Linked DNA regions of Mus musculus: region 1 is linked to region 2. Evidence: chromatin loops called from intact Hi-C (ENCODE). Cell type or tissue: left cerebral cortex. All regions are shown on one strand. Each heading gives the region's core, and the rest is flanking DNA. Links, peaks and the distances in the headings are about the cores only.

Evidence for each region. Peaks named below come from ENCODE experiments on the same cell type or tissue, not always from the same donor. Only the 100,000 strongest peaks of a DNase experiment are listed, where the experiment ranks them.
Region 1: it touches region 2 in a loop (7-fold over the local background); 2 of 42 quality-filtered maps call a loop at or near these places.

The regions. Positions count from the first base shown.
Region 1 is chr6:120,854,695-120,863,076 of GRCm38, forward strand. Bcl2l13 (BCL2-like 13 (apoptosis facilitator)) reads left to right here. Exons shown (of 7, transcript NM_153516.2): 3 at 8,161-8,268. Among named protein-coding and RNA genes, the nearest start is that of Bcl2l13, 23 kb to the left of the region's middle. In left cerebral cortex, for the core only: no CTCF peak of the experiment used is centred there; a DNase peak (open chromatin) is centred at 3,935; H3K27ac peaks cover 903 bases.
Region 2 is chr6:120,792,553-120,800,892 of GRCm38, forward strand. It overlaps Slc25a18 (solute carrier family 25 (mitochondrial carrier), member 18), which reads left to right. Exons shown (of 10, transcript NM_001081048.2): 9 at 358-433; 10 at 950-1,430. The coding sequence ends at 1,091. Atp6v1e1 (ATPase, H+ transporting, lysosomal V1 subunit E1) reads right to left here. Exons shown (of 9, transcript NM_007510.3): 8 at 5,325-5,412; 9 at 2,692-3,212. The coding sequence ends at 3,150. Among named protein-coding and RNA genes, the nearest start is that of Slc25a18, 23 kb to the left of the region's middle. In left cerebral cortex, for the core only: a CTCF peak has its summit at 593 (motif pointing right); DNase peaks (open chromatin) are centred at 572, 3,765, 5,704 and 7,291; H3K27ac peaks cover 3,217 bases.

The DNA.
Region 1 (8,382 bases), core at 235-8,234, 62 kb after region 2:
GGCTGTGTTCCAGTTAAATCTTACTTTGGGCCCTTATTTCCTGCTCAGTTGTTCGTATTTTCTTTTCTTCTTTTTTGTTAGTACTAAGATTGAACCTGTAACATCATGAACAAACAAATACTAAAATGATAACCATGCCCCCTTTCCCCTGTCTGATAAGAACAGGTCTGGAGCTGTAGCCAGGGCCACATTTTGTAAAGCTCTTCTTTAGCTTTTTTTGATTCTTGTTATCCCCACCTTCATAGCTGATTTTGTGTACATATCCCAATTTTTTGTTTTTAAAATTTATCCCCCTTCTGGGGCTGTGGAGATGGCTCAGTGGTTAAGAGCACTGGCTGCTCTTCCAGAGGACTGGGGTTCATTTCCCGGCACCACATGGTGGCTCACAGCCTCATCTACAGAGTTTAGTTATATATATAAACTAAACCTAAACATGAAGTCAGTGTGTTGGTAGATGTCATTTAAGAAGCTGGGCCCCTGGCTGGAGAGATGGCTTATGGTTAAGAGCACTGGCTGCTTTTCTACAGGTTCCAGGTTCAATTCCCAGCACCCACATGGCAGGTCACAAGTGTATGCAACTCTAATTACAGGGCATATGATACCCTCTCAGGCCTCCTTGGGCACCAGACATGCATGTGGTACATAGATATATATATATACACAGACAGAACACCCATACACATAAAAATAAAGAGGAAGAGTCTGAGGCCTGCCTGAAGATCAGGAGTTAAGGCTAGTCTTGTCTAGCCTGGGCTATATGGGAATTTCTCAAAAACAAAATAAGACTAGAAACATGGCTAAGTGATAAAGAGCACATAGTACTCTTCAGGAGGACCCGGGTTAGCACTCATGTTAGGTGTGAGTCACGGCACCCACAACCACCTGTAACTCTACCTTGGTGGGGAGTCTAGAACCTCTGGCCCTCACATGTGTACTGTGGCATGTATACATGACATGCACGCATGAGCACAAACATACATTTATAATAACAAGAATTAAAATTTAAAAATTGGTAGTTGTGCTTATTGTTTTCCCCGAGACAGGGTTTCTCAGTGTGGCTCTGGCTGCCCTGGAACTCGCTTCGTAGACCAGGCAGTTCAGTCAGCGCAGGAGGCAGGACAGTGGGGGTGAGCTCAGCTCCTTCAGCAGAGGCAGTTGACGTCAGAGAATATGGCGGCGTCAGAAGATTAGAACAAATTCCAAAGTTAGCTCTAGCTCAGGCAGAGCAATTCAGAAAGAAGCTGAGAGAAGCTAGATTGAGTCAGGCAGCTTGGAGTGTGTGCGTAAGCCAGAACAGCTGAGCTGAACCAGCCAGCCAGTGCCAGCCTTGCTGTGCTCAGTAAGCACTCTGTCTGTCTACCACTGAGCTTCAGAGCCCTACTTGGCCTTAAGCATATGACCTCTCTGCTGAACGAAGCCTTCTGTATGCTGAGATTGCAGGCTTGCACCACCAAGCATTAGAGCAACCTCCCTAAGGAAAGCACTGGCTTCTTCTGGCTTCCTTGTTACCGTTTATTCCCTGAAATGTGGTGTGGCTCTCACCCCTGTGTCATCGTCTATGAATAGGATTTATTATAGCACTGTGGTTAGTTAGGGTTTGGTTTCAAGTCTGTGGAGCAGTAACCGAGAAGTGGCTGCAGAAGGTGGGGCTGTCCATGGCTGAGGGTTTTCTGTCACATTGTGTATTCTTCATTATTTCCTACGTGAGTCTTGCTCTGGGTGTGCTTTTCCGCGAGTAGTTAACTCTTCCCTGGCTTTTCTGAACGAGGCTTCTGTACTGCACTCTTTTGTGTTAAGTCTTTTCTTTCTCTTTGTGTTTTTGTTTGTTCCTTTTTTATTTGACACAGGGTTTCGTGCAGCTTAGCTGGCCCTGATCTAGGCTGGGATTACCAGTGTAAGCTACCATACTTAGTTTGAATCCTTCTGCCTTGCATATTACATGCCAAGTGATATGTTTTATTACATTCAACTTGGCATATATTAACATAAACTGCTTTGTTTCTGTGCTCATTATTAATACAGATTTAATAAGAAGACATTTCTATTCTTTTTTTTTTTTTATAGTACTGGGAGTTGAACCCAGGGTCTCATGGATGCTAATTATATGTCCTACCTCTGAGCTACAGACCCAGCTTTATATAATTCTTTTTTGGAAGGATAGTTACATTGTCATCAGTAACGTTTCAGTCACATACATGTGTTTATAATAACCTCATATTATGCCTTCTAAAACTGCAAGTACCCGCTGTTTTTCTAATTTCCTATGACTTTAGCTCTTAGGTATTTCACATTAGGTGTTTGTCATTTTGTGACTTGTGACTTACATTATGGTGTGTCTCTTTCCTTCTTAAGGCAGAGTATTTGTATACACCACACTTTATTTACCCATTCACCTGTTTATGGAGATTTGGGTTTTCTTACATTTTAGCTATTGTGAGTAATTCTACCTTGAACATGGATGTACAAATATGTGCTAAGTTCCTGCTTTGAATTCTTTTTGTTGTTTTGAGATTAGGTCTTGTGTAGCCCAGGCTAGCCATGAACTGTATGTGTAGCTGGAGGTGACCTTGAAGTCCTGAATGTTGACATTTTAGGTTGATGGGCCTGTGAGGTGACTGAGCATGGGGAGCATGTCACATGACATGCCTGCTTATGTGACAGTCGGGGTGGCACCCAGGCCTATATCGAGTGCCAGGCAAGTATGCAGCCAACTGAGCTACATCCCTGCCTCTTGTTTTGAATTCTGTCTGGAATATATCCCAGATGTAGGATTGCTTTGTCATATGTAATATTTAAATATTATTTATTTGGACTTTTTGAAACGGAGCCTCACTAGCCCAGGTTGGCCTGGAACTTTGTATCCTAATTTAGCCTCAAACTCATTGCAGTCCTCTTAAGATTATTCTACGTGTAAACCACCATACTTTGTGTGTGTGTGTTGTACATAAAACAAAACAACAAACAACAACAACAACAAAACAGAAAGAAAAAGGAAACAAACCTGTGGGGGCAGGGTGTCACTGTATTGCTTTGCTGACCTGTAACTCACAGGAGATTTGCTTGTCTCTGCCTCCCAAGTGCTGGGGTTAAAGGAGTATCCCATCATGCTCAGCTACTTAATTTAAAATGTAATTAGTTAATTAATTAATTTAGAGACAGTCTCACACTGCTTTCCTGGGATTCTCTATGTAGACCGGTCTAGCCTCAGATTCAGAAATCCATTTCTCTTTGCCCCTTAAGGGCTGGGATTAGAGATGTGCACTACTGTCTCATCTGAAAAACATGATTTTTAGGTTTATTTATTTTATATTATGCACCTTAGTGTTTTACCTGCCTATATGTATGTGTACCACATGTATCCCTGGTGCCTGCCGAGGTCTAAAGGAGAAGATCAGGCCGTTTCTCTGGTCTGACCTTAGGGGTGGCTTAGTATGTCTCAGTTTGGAGATTTATAGCTAGAGTTTACTTCTCTCTGCCTATTCAGTTGGCCACAATGTGCTAGTGGTCCTTAACTGGAGAGTTCTGGGCGAGTCTCAGTGCTGGGATGCGCTGGCTGCTGGCTGCTGACTCGGTGAGCTCTTAGTCTGGTTGAGGTGGGTGGACCTCAGTGTGCTGAATATCCCCCCCTCCCCCGGAGTCATTGAACAGGATTCATGCTGCATTGGCCCTGCTGTGCGGTTGCGTCCGGGTGGAGAGGATTAATTAGATGAAGATCATTGAGTCTGTCTGTCCTTGGGTGGGTAGCTAGCTAGCCTTTTGTGTCCTAATAGCAGTAGCCTTTTACTGGTGTAGGCTTTCCACATGGCTTCTTATCAAGTGTGACAACTTGTCCTGTGTAATCAACATCATGTCAGTTCATGAGAATGGGAACTCCTTGAGTCAGCTGCTTCTCCTAAATCTGCTGGGGTGTGAGGCATATGGTAACCAAGAAAATGTCATTTACTGTGTGGGCTGCTGCTGGTGGCAGGGACTGTGTGGGGCTCTGTATGTTTTAGACGTGCATGTCTTCCAGAAAGAAGCCCATGACAGATGGCATCACTTCTTATTTGAGACTGTGTACAAAAACTATAATCATACATTCTACGGTTCCGTAATAAATCACTTAACAGAAAGAGTTCTCCCTCCCTCCCTCCCTCCCTCCCTCCCTCCCTCCCTCCCTCCCTCCCTCCCTCCCTCCCTCCTATCTCTACTGTCCTTGAAGTTGTGACAGTTCTTATGCCTCAGCCTCCCAAATGCTAGGATTACAGGCATGAGCTACCACTGCAGATAGAAGGTCTGTTTTTAAACATTGTTTTTTCATGGATTATTGGTGCATGGGCAAGTACTGATGAGGCCTTGTTGATTTACAGACTGTCGGTCTAAAGCTGAGGTCTTTTCTTATGCTTCGGTTAGTGGATATAGTTCTAATAAGTGTGGAGGCAGTAGTTGAGCTCTGATTTCTTTCTTCCCTTCCTTGTATTCCCTATCTTGATCCACTGCCCTAAATAAATGGAGTATTTATTGCCCTGTTTATGTCGTTGGTTAGTTTTTACATTCTCTTGTAGAATATCGCTTCTCAATTTACTTCCTTTTTAATTTATTTTGCCATTCTAGTAGCCTCAAAGCAGTAGTAAATAACTTTTTATTTCTTTAAATTTATATTTGAACCATTTTTTGTCTGTATAAGTGATGGAAATTCAGTTTCTTCTTGTCTCTTTCTACCAGCAGTTGTGTATATGCAATGAGGTTGTGTTCTGTGCGTAGTCTTCTATCCACTGTGATCTTTTAGGTTGTACCACAGCAGATAGTGACAGCCACTACTACCAAGTATTTCTCTTTCCTTAGTTCATGTTTGACATAAGTCTTAAGAATGCCAGTGTCTCAGAGTGTTTGTAATCTGGTCAGAACAAAGTGTAAAAACATCAGATATAGGCTAGAGTACATGTAAGTGTTTAACTGTGTGATCCTGAAAGTCGTCTACTGAACTTCAAGCATGGGTAAGTAAGTGTAACTGAAGGCTTGGATTGTAGGGCAGTTGATAGAGCGCTTGCATAAAACCCTAGGCTTAGTCCCCACACCATGTACAACCGGGCGTGGTGGCATACACGAGTCAGAAGTTCAAGGTCACCCTTGACTTTATGAGCTCAAGTCCTGCCTGGGAAAGTTGAGACTCTTTCTTTTAAAAAACATCACTGAAGACTGAAGACATGATATAGAAGCAGACTTAAATTGTCCTTGGAGGTTAATCATCAGGACAGGGAAGGGCAGTGGGTAAAAGGTGTTCTGCTTATTGAATAGTGAAGACGTTGGCAGCAGATGCATGCTGGGTTGCTCTTTTTACATTTTTCTATGGTTTATTTACTTTTATTTTATGTGCATTTACTCACATGTGTGTGTGTCTGTGTGAGGAGGTGCTGATTACTCTGGAGCTGGTGATCCACACAGTTGTGAGCTGCCGTGTGGGTGCTGGGAATTGAACCTGGATCTTCTGGAAGAGCAGTCCATGCTCCTAACCACTGAGCCATCTCTCTGGCCCCATGCTGGATTGCTTCTTAAAAACCACTCTTCACCACACATATTTGATGTGGCTTATGAGTATGCACTATGGAACCAGGCATGATGACACATGCTTACAAACTCAGCAACTGGAATGTGGGACAGAATGATCGTGTTGGATGCCAGTTAGGGCTACTTAGTAAGACCCAATTTCATCCCCTTCTCTCTCAAAGCAGTGTGTGATAGGTCCCAGGAGATAGCTCCATTAGGAAAGTGCCTACCATGCAAACTTAAGCTGGACCCCGCACCCATGTGGTAAAAGCCAGATGTAGTGGCATTGTTCTGTAACCCTGTATGTACTGGGGAGGCAGAGACAAGTGGGTCCCTAGAACTCATTGGCTAGCTACTGTGCTCCAGTTCAGCAAAGACCCCATTTCAAAGAATAAGATGGATGGGCTGAAGAAACGGCTCAGCAGTTCAGAACACTGGCCTTGGCCATGCTGATGTCCATGGTCCATGCTGCCACTGGAAACCAACTGGAGGTCCTAGGCATGTGCTGATGCTGGCGACCATGTGGATGTTTGTGGTCTGTGATGTTGCTAGAAATGATGGAGAAGCCCAGGATCCGAACGAACTCCTGATCACTATAAAGGCGAAGAAAGAAGCTACTTTCACAGTGGTGTCCATTGATGTTTGCAGACAAACCGTTGGGAAAGAAGGACATAGAAAGTTGCTGTGACAACCTGTACCCTCCTACCCCTCCCTACTCAAAGTAACAGCCTAAAAAGGAAGCCATCAAAGAGAACTCTTTAAAAATTGTGATAAAGAGCTGGAGAGATAGCTCAGTATTAAGAGCACTGGCTGCTCTTCCAGAGGTTCTAAGTTCAACGCTAGCAAGCACAGGTAGCTCACAACCATCTATAATGGGATTTGATGCCCTCTTCTGTCATGCATACATACATACATACATACATAGAGCACACACATACACATTTATGTAATATGTATTTATTTTATGTCTACTTATATAAATAAATCTTAAAAGCAAACACTAAACATGCCAAAAGAAATATTATGATAAGGATGTTGAAGCCTAGCTTCCCACAGTTGATGGCTTCTGCTCAGAGTACAGGTAGAAAGGACTCAGTTTTCTTTAGGGGGCTGGCCACTGGGAGTTTGACCATGCTCCAGCGAGTTTATATACAATTCAAATTGGACTTGTGTCCTGCCTCCCCTGTGTGTGTGTATGTGTGTGTCTCACAAGGATGGGGGTGGACTTGGAAGGACTGGGAAGTGAGTGTGATTAGGGTGCGTGATGTGAAATTCCCAAATAATCAATTAAAATACTATATTGGTAAAGAATACTGGCTACTCTTGCAAAGGACCTGGGTTCAATCTCTAGCACCACTTGGCAACTCACAACCATTTGTAACTCCAGTTATAGGGCATCCATCAGCACCAGGCATTTACGTGGGACACAGAAATTCAGATAAAACCCTCATACATATAAAAACAAATAACAAATAAATAAATGTTATAAAGCAATCGAGGAAGGCATCTGATGTCATCCTGTGTCTTCCACTTACATATGCTCACAAGTGCATGTGTGATTGCACACACACTTGTATACACCCCCTGCCCCTGTACACACATACAATAGAAAAACCAAGGTGTAAAATGAGAAGTAGGAATACTGTAGATTTCCACGTTGAGAATGACCTCAAAGCTATGCTATCCATAAGGTCCTAGGCAGTCAAATTAGCATTGATTCTTAGTCAAAGCCAAGAACACAGGGGTACTTGTTCCAGGAATCACTTCTGTCACTGGAAGCTCTAATGCTGTCATCTGAGCACAGTTCTTCAGAGGTTTTTGCTGTTTACTAAGAGTTCTCTTGCTTATTTACTTCTGAGACAGGATCTCACTACACATGTAGTCGTGATTGGCCTAGAGTTTGTTATTATACCAGGCTGGTATCAAACTTGGCAACCTCTGCCTCCCAAATGCTGGGATTATGGGTATAAACCACTATGTCCAGCCTTTCCTAGAGGTCTGTAATATAGAGCACAGAGAGAGGGGGTAGAACCCTAGTTCCATGTGGCTCTGGATAAAGATAAGGAAAGGAGGCCTAAGTGAAACTCACTTGAAACAAGTGGCCCTCAGTATCTCGGGGCCATACCGCCCAGATAGGACCAATGCATGTGGATACCATTCTCTTCCTGTCTCCTGCTGTGTGTTTCTGGATTCTGTTTTCTCATTTCTGGCAGAAATGCTCAGGGGTTTCTTTTCTATGTTAGACTTTACTTAGCCCTACATACTTTTATTAATTGCTGTTTCTACTGCTTTTTTTCAGTTCTGGGGGTTAGTCGGGGTGCCTGCATTTGGGCAGATGCCCTTCCCCTGATCTGTACCTCAGCTTTGTTATGTTGCAAAAATACCTTCTAGTCTTGAGAATGAAACTGACTTGTTTTCTGACTTACTTCTAAGTGTAAATAGGTCTGTGTCTTGTCTGTTGCTTGGTGTTTTGAGATAGGGTATTCCTATGATGCTCAGGCTGGCTCTATAAATCCTGATCTGAAGTGACCCTCCTGCCACAGCCTCCACAAGTGACTGATGCCACTGGTTCCTAATGGTGTATCTGTCACTCTTGCTATAGCAACCTCTCTTGTCTTCTCTTGTTTGTTTCAGGAGTTCAACTAGATGTGGCTCCCCAGTCTCTGAATCCAGAAGTTTTATTAAAACTTAAATCTGAGATTGAGGAAGAACTGAAAACCCTGGACAAAGAAGTCTCTGAAGGTCTGTTCACTCTTACTTTCTTGGGCAGTGAGCATATTCTGTTGGCTGTGTTCTATGTTCTATGGTTTGGTTGATTTAGTTGGTTTTTTTATTTTTTTCTCCTGTTTGTTTGTT
Region 2 (8,340 bases), core at 341-8,340:
CGGTTTGAGGGTCATCCTGCTTTATGAGTCAGGCTTCCAGAAAGTCCCAATCCTCAAAGGCTGGTGTCCCCAATGTTCCTTGTCACCACATAGCCCCTCACTCCCAGAGGCCTTTTCTTCCAGGGAGTTCTGACTCTTGCATGTGAGAGCTAGCACTGAGGAACCTATGAGGAAATGCTCTCTCTGAGCTCAGGGCCACACCTGCTCCCTCACTGCTTCTCCAGCTAGAGGAAAGCTGCTCACTTCACAGTCACACAAGCGTCCTCACAGGGCCCGTCCCCACAGGGCAACCCCACTTGGTGTGCAGAAAGATAAGCTCCTGAGTCTGTTACTTGTTCTAACTTCTGCTTCATTCAGTTCTGAAGACTCGAATTCAGACCCTCAAGAAAGGCCTGGGTGAGGACACCTACAGCGGAGTCACTGACTGTGCCAGGTGAGCTCAGCACCCCAGACACCACCCAGCTCAAGATGCGCTTCCTGGCAGAACTTGCCACTGCCTTGGAATGTGTTGGCCCTCGATTCTCAGAGAATGCTACAGAGAATGGGAGCTTCCGATTCTCCCATGAGTCTCTGCTGCTCCCCACTCCTCCCACCAGATGGCAGACAAATCTGGGATTGCTAAATAGCTTCCTCTCTCACAATACAGTCTAAAGGTGGCGCGCAGATACTTGGCCAAATGGGATCTAACGGCTCCAGTCTTTGGCCTAGCACTTGAGAGGGCCACAGGTCAGCCTGAACTAGTGAGCTTTTGTCTCAAAGTGTGGAGACGCTGTGGACTTGATGCCTCAGAGCTTGTAATCCTATAAGCCTAGCACTCAGGAGATTGAGGGTAGCCCAGGGAGAGCCTGGGCTACACCTAGAGACCTTCTCCCCAAATCCAACAACAGAAAGTCCTGAGTAAATGTGTGCGTAGCCTTCACCTACCAAGCTCTCCTTTCTTCCTTCACAGGAAGCTCTGGACACAGGAGGGGCCAGCAGCCTTCATGAAAGGAGCAGGCTGCCGTGCCCTGGTCATAGCCCCCCTCTTTGGGATCGCCCAGGGCGTCTACTTCATTGGCATCGGAGAGCGCATCTTGAAGTGCTTTGAGTAATCTATGTGTCACTTCTTGCTGTCACCTCTGGCCCTAGGGAACTAGGTGGCACTGCTGGAAGTATAAGATGCTGGCTCTGACGTACGTGGTCTCTAACCTGTAGTGCTACCTCAGAAGAAATGACCCATTTTACTAAGCGAGTAGAGCCTTCATCTCCTTTATGAAAACTAAACTTTCTGAACCAGAGATGTTCGGAAGCCCCAACCTCTTATGTACTATGGCAGGACCGTGTGCAGTAAGACAGAAGGGCTCTTCCACACTAACATCCCCACTGCAGGCAAGTGTGGCACAGAATCGTCCTGTGAGGGTTTAGCGTCAATCCTAACCTTGCCGCCCTAACAGATCAGAAGTGCACCTGTGCCCTCGCGGGCATCAGCAATAGTCTGAGAGCCTGAATGAACATTCTGGCCACCTCAGCAGCGGTCCTGCCCCAGATACTCACCCTGAAGTATGGGCCCAGATCCCTTCCAATAGATGCTTGTGGGACATGATCTGAAATAAAGCTGGTTAAATCCTTGTCCTGTAATCAGCATAGCAGATGACTGTCATTCTGCAGAGTCAAGCTGTGCCTTCTTGGGCCCCACAGACAGTTCATTACTGTCTTCCAACTGCTGTTCTAGAGTGGAGAGTGGTTGGGGGGAAATTGTACACTGAAAGAGTTCAGCTTTTAAAAAATAATTATTTACTAATTTACATGTCTGTGTATCTGTAACCCCCAAGAGAGCATTGGACCTCCTAAAGCTGTGTTACAGGTGGTAGTGAGCTGCCAGACACGGCACTAAGAACTGAATTCAGGTCCTCCGGAAGAGCAGCAGGTGCTGGCTCCAGTTCCTACCCTTGACTCTCACCTCTTTCTACCTTTCATGGCCATGTCAACACCAAGAAACCCAATCTCATGGCCCTCAATTCATTTCTCCGAAGCCACACAAATGATGTTAGGCCCTAAGAAAACAGGAATGAGAGCTGGGTACACAGGTCAGTTAGCAAAGGATTCCACCCCCAACACCATGGTGGCCCGTGCCTATAGTCCCAGTCCTTAGTAGCTGAGGACGGGAGGATAGGAAACATGAAGGTCATAACATCAGTGAGCACATTCTAGGCCAGCCTACACTGTATGCAACCCTGCCAAACTACAAAACTGAAAAGAACCTCCATTAGTCCCACCTAACGTAAAACTTGGGTCTGGGGGAGTACGCCGATGTACATGCAGATAATCCATCTGAAAACGGCCTTATTCTCTCTAAGACAAGATAGGTAAAACCCCAAAGATGCACAGGCCACAGGTTGCGGGGCATGGCTCAGCGGTGCAGCATCTGCTTCCCTATGAGGCTCTGGCACCCACTGCTAACACACACACACACACACACACACACACACACACACACACACACACACACACAAAGCTGTCCAGCCTCCAGGACAGGCAGGTTAATGTACGGCAGGGATTTGGGATAGCTCCTCTCTGGATCTTCCTGTTGCCCAGGCTGCCCCCAAACAATCCTCCCACCACAGCTAGGGCTACAGGTGTGGGCTACCGTGCCCAGTGGAACTTACTCTCAAATCACAAACTCGGTGCCTTACATAAGGAACAACAACTAAATCCACATAAGCCCTCTGTTTTAATAAATAAAGAATATTTGTGGCTTAGATTTTAAATCACATTTACAGAGAAGGAAGACTAGACCTAAACAGTAACAGCGAAGGTAGTGTTCCTGGAGGAATGTGAGTCCCACATGCACTTTATGCCCAAAGAGCAGGGACAGCATGCACAACTCACTCTAGACTAGAGCAGGACAGGGAAAGAATGGGTCCTGGGTGAGGCCGTGCAGCACATCTGACCCTCCCGTCCTGCTGCAAACCCAGTGAACAGCTGTGGCCTCAGATGAGCTGGGGCTGGGTTCTTGCCCACACCAAGTGGCCCTGCTGTTGACACTGAGCCGAGGGCATTAGCTGTAGAGGGTGTCCACTGATTACCAGTATTAGAACAGAAAGAGGAAGCCACACAGATAATCTGCTTCTCCAGGAGAACAGCCGTGGGGGAACTGCTCCTCCTGAAGCTCAGTCCAGAAACTTCCTATTGGCATTTGCACCAAACAAGGCTCCACGGACTTCTGGCATCATCTGTAAAGAAGTCAGTAAATCAGGACCTCAGTCAGGGAAGTTGCAGACAATATTAACACCATGTGGGGAAAGGACATTGCTAAGCACATCAGACCTGTCCTATCTGCTGCACTGTGCCAGACAGTTAAGCAGTCAGACTATGCTCACAAAAGGGGAAAGACCTGAAGTCATTACTGTACTCAGTCTGTGACACTGAGTGTGTGAACCCCTTCCAGGACTGGCTGCAAAGGGCACTTAGATGGAGTCTGTTGATGTCTTGACAGAGAGTTACAAGGATGAGTGTGACCCCTAAGAGTAACCACATTGGCTTTTGTGGGGTCTCAGGCACTCCAATGGTCTGGAAGTTTGATAAAAGCCAGCATTGCTCAGGATCTTGTGAAAGTAGTTCCCACTCTGGCAGAAGGGATATAGGTTGTGTGTCAAAGCCCCTGCAGGCCTCCAGGCTCCCTCAGTATCCCAAGTAGCTGTTACACATTTCAAACCCACACTGCCATCCTAGCCTTTCTCAGCTCCCAGACAGCCATCTGTTCCCTTCTGCCCCACTTTTCTCACAGATCTCTTCTGTCCTCCCACACTGTACAGTCTCCCTTGATAGCTCCATGGGAACTTCTCACCCACTGTGCTAGCCCTCACCATGTCCAGTCTACGTCTTTCTCCTTCTGTTCTGGACTCTTCCAGATGCCTCTGGCTGTTCTCGTTTCTACAACAAAAGCCTTAACCATTATCATGGAAGGGTCATGTCAGCAGTTTCTTTACTGTGCTCCATCAAATACAGCTTTAGGTACTGGTAAAGAACTGAATGTGTGCGAGAGAGGCCAGAGGACAACCACAAATGTCATTCCTTTGGAGCAATCCACTTTTTACTGGTCTGGGGCTTGCATGACTCAGCTAGGGTAGATGGCCAACGAGCCCAAAGAATCCTCCTGCATCTGCTTCCCCATGGCTGGAACTAGAAACATGTCACCATGCCTGACTTTATGTGGCTTCTTTCTCTCTCTCCTTCCTTCCTTCCTTTTCTATATATTTATATAAACTTTACATCCTAATCACAGCCCCCCGCCCCCGTCCTACCCTTACAGATCCCTCCTCCTATTGCCCTCTCCCCTTCTCTTTGGAGAACAGGAACCCCATCCTGGAACAGCTAGTCCCATGAGGACTAGGCACATCCTCTCCCACTGAGACCTAACCAGGCAGTCCAGGTAGAGGAAAGGGGTCCAATGGCAGGGAACAGAGACCAAGACAGCCAGTCCCCTCTCCACTTGTTAGGGGACTCACATGGAGACCAAGCTGCACATTTGTCCAGCTCCTGCATGCTCCCTGGTTGGTGGCCACACTCTGGCCCTCATGGTCTCAGGTTAGTTGACTCTGTGGGTCGTCTTGTGGTGTTCTTGACCCCTCCAGCTTGCTCACCCCTACCCCACTCTCCCCCAAGACTCCCTGAGCTCCTGCTGATGTTTACCTGTGAGTCTCTGCATCTGCTGCTGATGGATGAAGCCTCCCAGGAGACCTCAGCTCCTCAAGCTTATGAGGCAAGAACTTTACTCACTGAGCTATTTATCTCTCATCTCCGCTAACTCCCCATCTGCAGGACTGGCTAGCACAGAGGGCTAACTAGCTCTAGGCCTCCTGAAGATGATGCACAAGTGCTCTGGCTACAAGACACGCACTTTCATTTCAGCATACTGCACTCTCTGGGAGACAGGGTCCCAACCTGCAGCTCAGACCGGCCTCACAGTAACCCTCCATCAGTCTCCCAATCAGCTACCACATCTGGCTAACCTACTCTGTATTTGTATGTTTGTTTTTGTTCTTTCTAGACAGGGTTTCTCTGTGTAGCCCTGGCTGTCCTGAAACTCACTCTGTAGACCAGGCTGGCCTCGAACTCACAGAGATCTGCCTGTCTCTAGGCATGCACCACCACACCCAGTTGAAACTATACTCCTAAATAAGGGATTAAGAAAGTCAACAGAAACTGTTAACCCATGTCTGGAAGATGACCAGCACTTTAGGCTTGTATCCTTGGGTTCAGTGTACAAATGTGGAGACATGAAGATCAGCGTTGAGTTCTCTGCAGTAAGTGCCAGCCGACACGTAACCAGAGTCTGCACTCACCTGCTGGGCTATCAGGTCCAGCCGGCTTTCCAGGGTGTTGGAAACCTTTATCTTGCGATCCCCATTATAGATCTCAACGCCACCAGCTCTACAGAGAACACAGGAAGTAATGTCACGGGCTTGAGATGTATGTCCATGACACGACACTTACCCGACTCCTACCCTCAGCACAGGACAGCCTCGGCATGTAAAGTGTACAGACAGGGCAACACTAATCCCACAGCGTCAGAGAGAACTCACAGTGCTCGCACACAGGGTACAGTGACTGTTGAGCACAGCCATGGGGCTGCAGCGTGCTGTTCAATTCTAGCCAGCCCTTCCCAGCAAGGTAGAAACCAGCTTCAATTCTCTTAGCTATGAGTCACCAGGCAGCCTATGGAGAGGCGGCACCTGCATGCTGCTGACAAAGGAAGGACAGTGACTCAACATGCCTGGCTGCCTAGTGCCTGCCTCTAGCCACCCTCACGTGTCACCTCACTCCTCAAAGCCTCTCAGCACTCAAGAGACATACACAGGTCAACTGTATTTCAAGGAACCATGGGGAACAAGATTCACCTACAAATGACCAGTTCTGTCAATTACCAAGATAAATGGACTATCAGACAAGGACCCAGATACTACTTGAGACAACATTTCACTAGGTAGCCCAGGCTAGCCTAGGACTTACCATCTAAAATCCTCCTGCTTCTGTGGAGATTACAGGCACGTGCCATTATGCACAGGTGGGAAAGGATTGGTACTTCCTCCTTGGGATGTTCGGTGGCTGATGGCCACAGCTGTACCAATCTCCCCCTTTCTGTGCCTCCCTCTTTTTTTCCAGTCTCCATAGCACTAAAGATGTTGCTCTGCTGAGATCCTGACTCCTGGGTGTTTTGTGGGGGAATGTGAGGACAGGAAGGGAGAGAATAAGCAAAAATGACCTCAGCAGGCACTGAGTGTCAGCTTTCTTCTCTTTCCTTCTGTGTTTTGAGACAGGGTCTCCCTGCATGGTTCAAACTGGCCTCAAACACTCTATCATCAATTGGAGCCAAGAGGCTGAGAGGTGATCAGCCTCCTGAGCAAGCACAGCACTCCTGATGAGCCTACAGCTTCCTAACTTCACAGCAACCTGAGTCTCGTGTACGAGATGTAGTAGATGAGGAAATGCACTCTGAGAAACCAAAAGGAGTAGTAACCACATTAAACAAATACCACTTAACCCAAAACAGTAAGCCTGCAATCTCTTAACTGTAATATTAAACCTCAAAAGGCTCTGAAAGCCACGCATCCTTCAGATAAGAACTGCCTGCCTCTTGTCATCTGGCAGAAACTAGCAGATCTTGACCTATTTATCTTGCATAGCATGAAAATTGCCAATTTTTGTTTTCTGTTTTCAAACAAGGTGTAGTTATGTTGCCCAGGTTGGCAGCTACACCGCTGGTAGGATGTGCATCTCCACGTTGCTGGCCATGAACTCCTGACAATCTTCTGCTACAGCATCCCAAGGACTGTGATTACAGGAAGGTGCCCCATGCCTAGCTTTTCCTGTGTGTCAATTGGGAAATGTTAGTATACCTGGCCATGACAGTGCTGTCTTAGACTTGAAGATACTACACAATGGGAAGCATCGGCACTTTGTCTGTCTTTGGTGCTGATGATGGGACTTGATCTCACACCTGCTATGCACGCTCTCAACTACCGAGCTGCACCCCAGCCCACGTCATTGCTATTCTGCTCTCTGAAATTCAATACATGTCTGATGACAAGGTCCCAGGAGGATCAGCCAGCCCTGTACCTGATGTCTCTGCACTGTCTGCTCAGTTTCCACAGCACATCGGCACCACTGAGCACGCCTAGACATGATCTCATTTCAAATGCTTCAATTTACTCAAGTCAGCTGGGCATGGTGAGCCATGCCTGTGATCCCAGCCTCCTGGCTGCTGTGAACAAAACCAACCTAGTCTACAGAATGAAATCCTGTCTCATCCTCTTACCACCAGAATAACAAAAACAAAAAAACCAAAACTGAAGCCAAGGCTCAAAGAGACAAAATAAGTGTTGCATCACCACTCAGACAGCCCTCAGCCGAGTAAAGCAAACCCACATCTGACTCACGCTTTCATGACATCCTGGGTTCTACCTGGTGTAGCAAGAAATAAAACAAACCCTCAAACCCCAAATCTATTTTTGACGGCCAATGTTCGTTCTCAACCATGTCACAGCCCCAAGCCTCAGCTCTTTCCATTTAGCTCAAGGTTTCCCAAGACCCTGCTCCAGGCTAGGCAATGGTAGCAATGTGATGTCAGACAGAAAGCTCTGGGCACCAACACTAATTTCCAACAGCGAACAGGATTATGTTCCACACTCCCATGCACAAAGTGTTGCCGCCCTGACCTCAAGACCAGCTTGAAGGAATGACAGGAAAACAGACGCAGGTACCTGGAGGATACAGCCACACCTTTCTCCTGCAGCAAAGACCTCACCCAAGAAAACAGTGTTCTTAGGGCTGAGGACTAAATCCAGGATGGGCTTTCCCACTGTACTGGCTGATTTTGTGTCAAGTTGATACAACTAGAGCCAGCAGAAGGGAAGGAGACTCAGTTGAGGACATGCCTCCATGATATCCAGCTATAGATAAGGCATTTTCTCAATTAGTGATCAATGGGGGAGGGCCCAACTGAGGGGGCTGGAGAGATGGCTCAATGGTTAAGAGCACTGCCTGATCTTCAGAAGGTCCTGAGTTCAAATCCCAGCAACCACATGGTGGCTCATAACCATCCATAATGAGATCTGACACCCTCTTCTGGAGTGTCTGAAGACAGCTACAGTGTATGTGCATATAATAATAAATAAATCTTTAAAAAAAAAAAAAAAAAAAGGAAAGCAGGTTGAGCAAGCCCTAAGGAGCAAGTCAATAAGCAGCCCCCTCTGTGACCTCTGTATCAGCTTCCAGCCCTGCTTAAATTCCTGTCCTGACGTCTTCCAATGATGGACTGTGATCTCGAAGTGTTGGCCAAATAAACCTTTTCCTCAACTT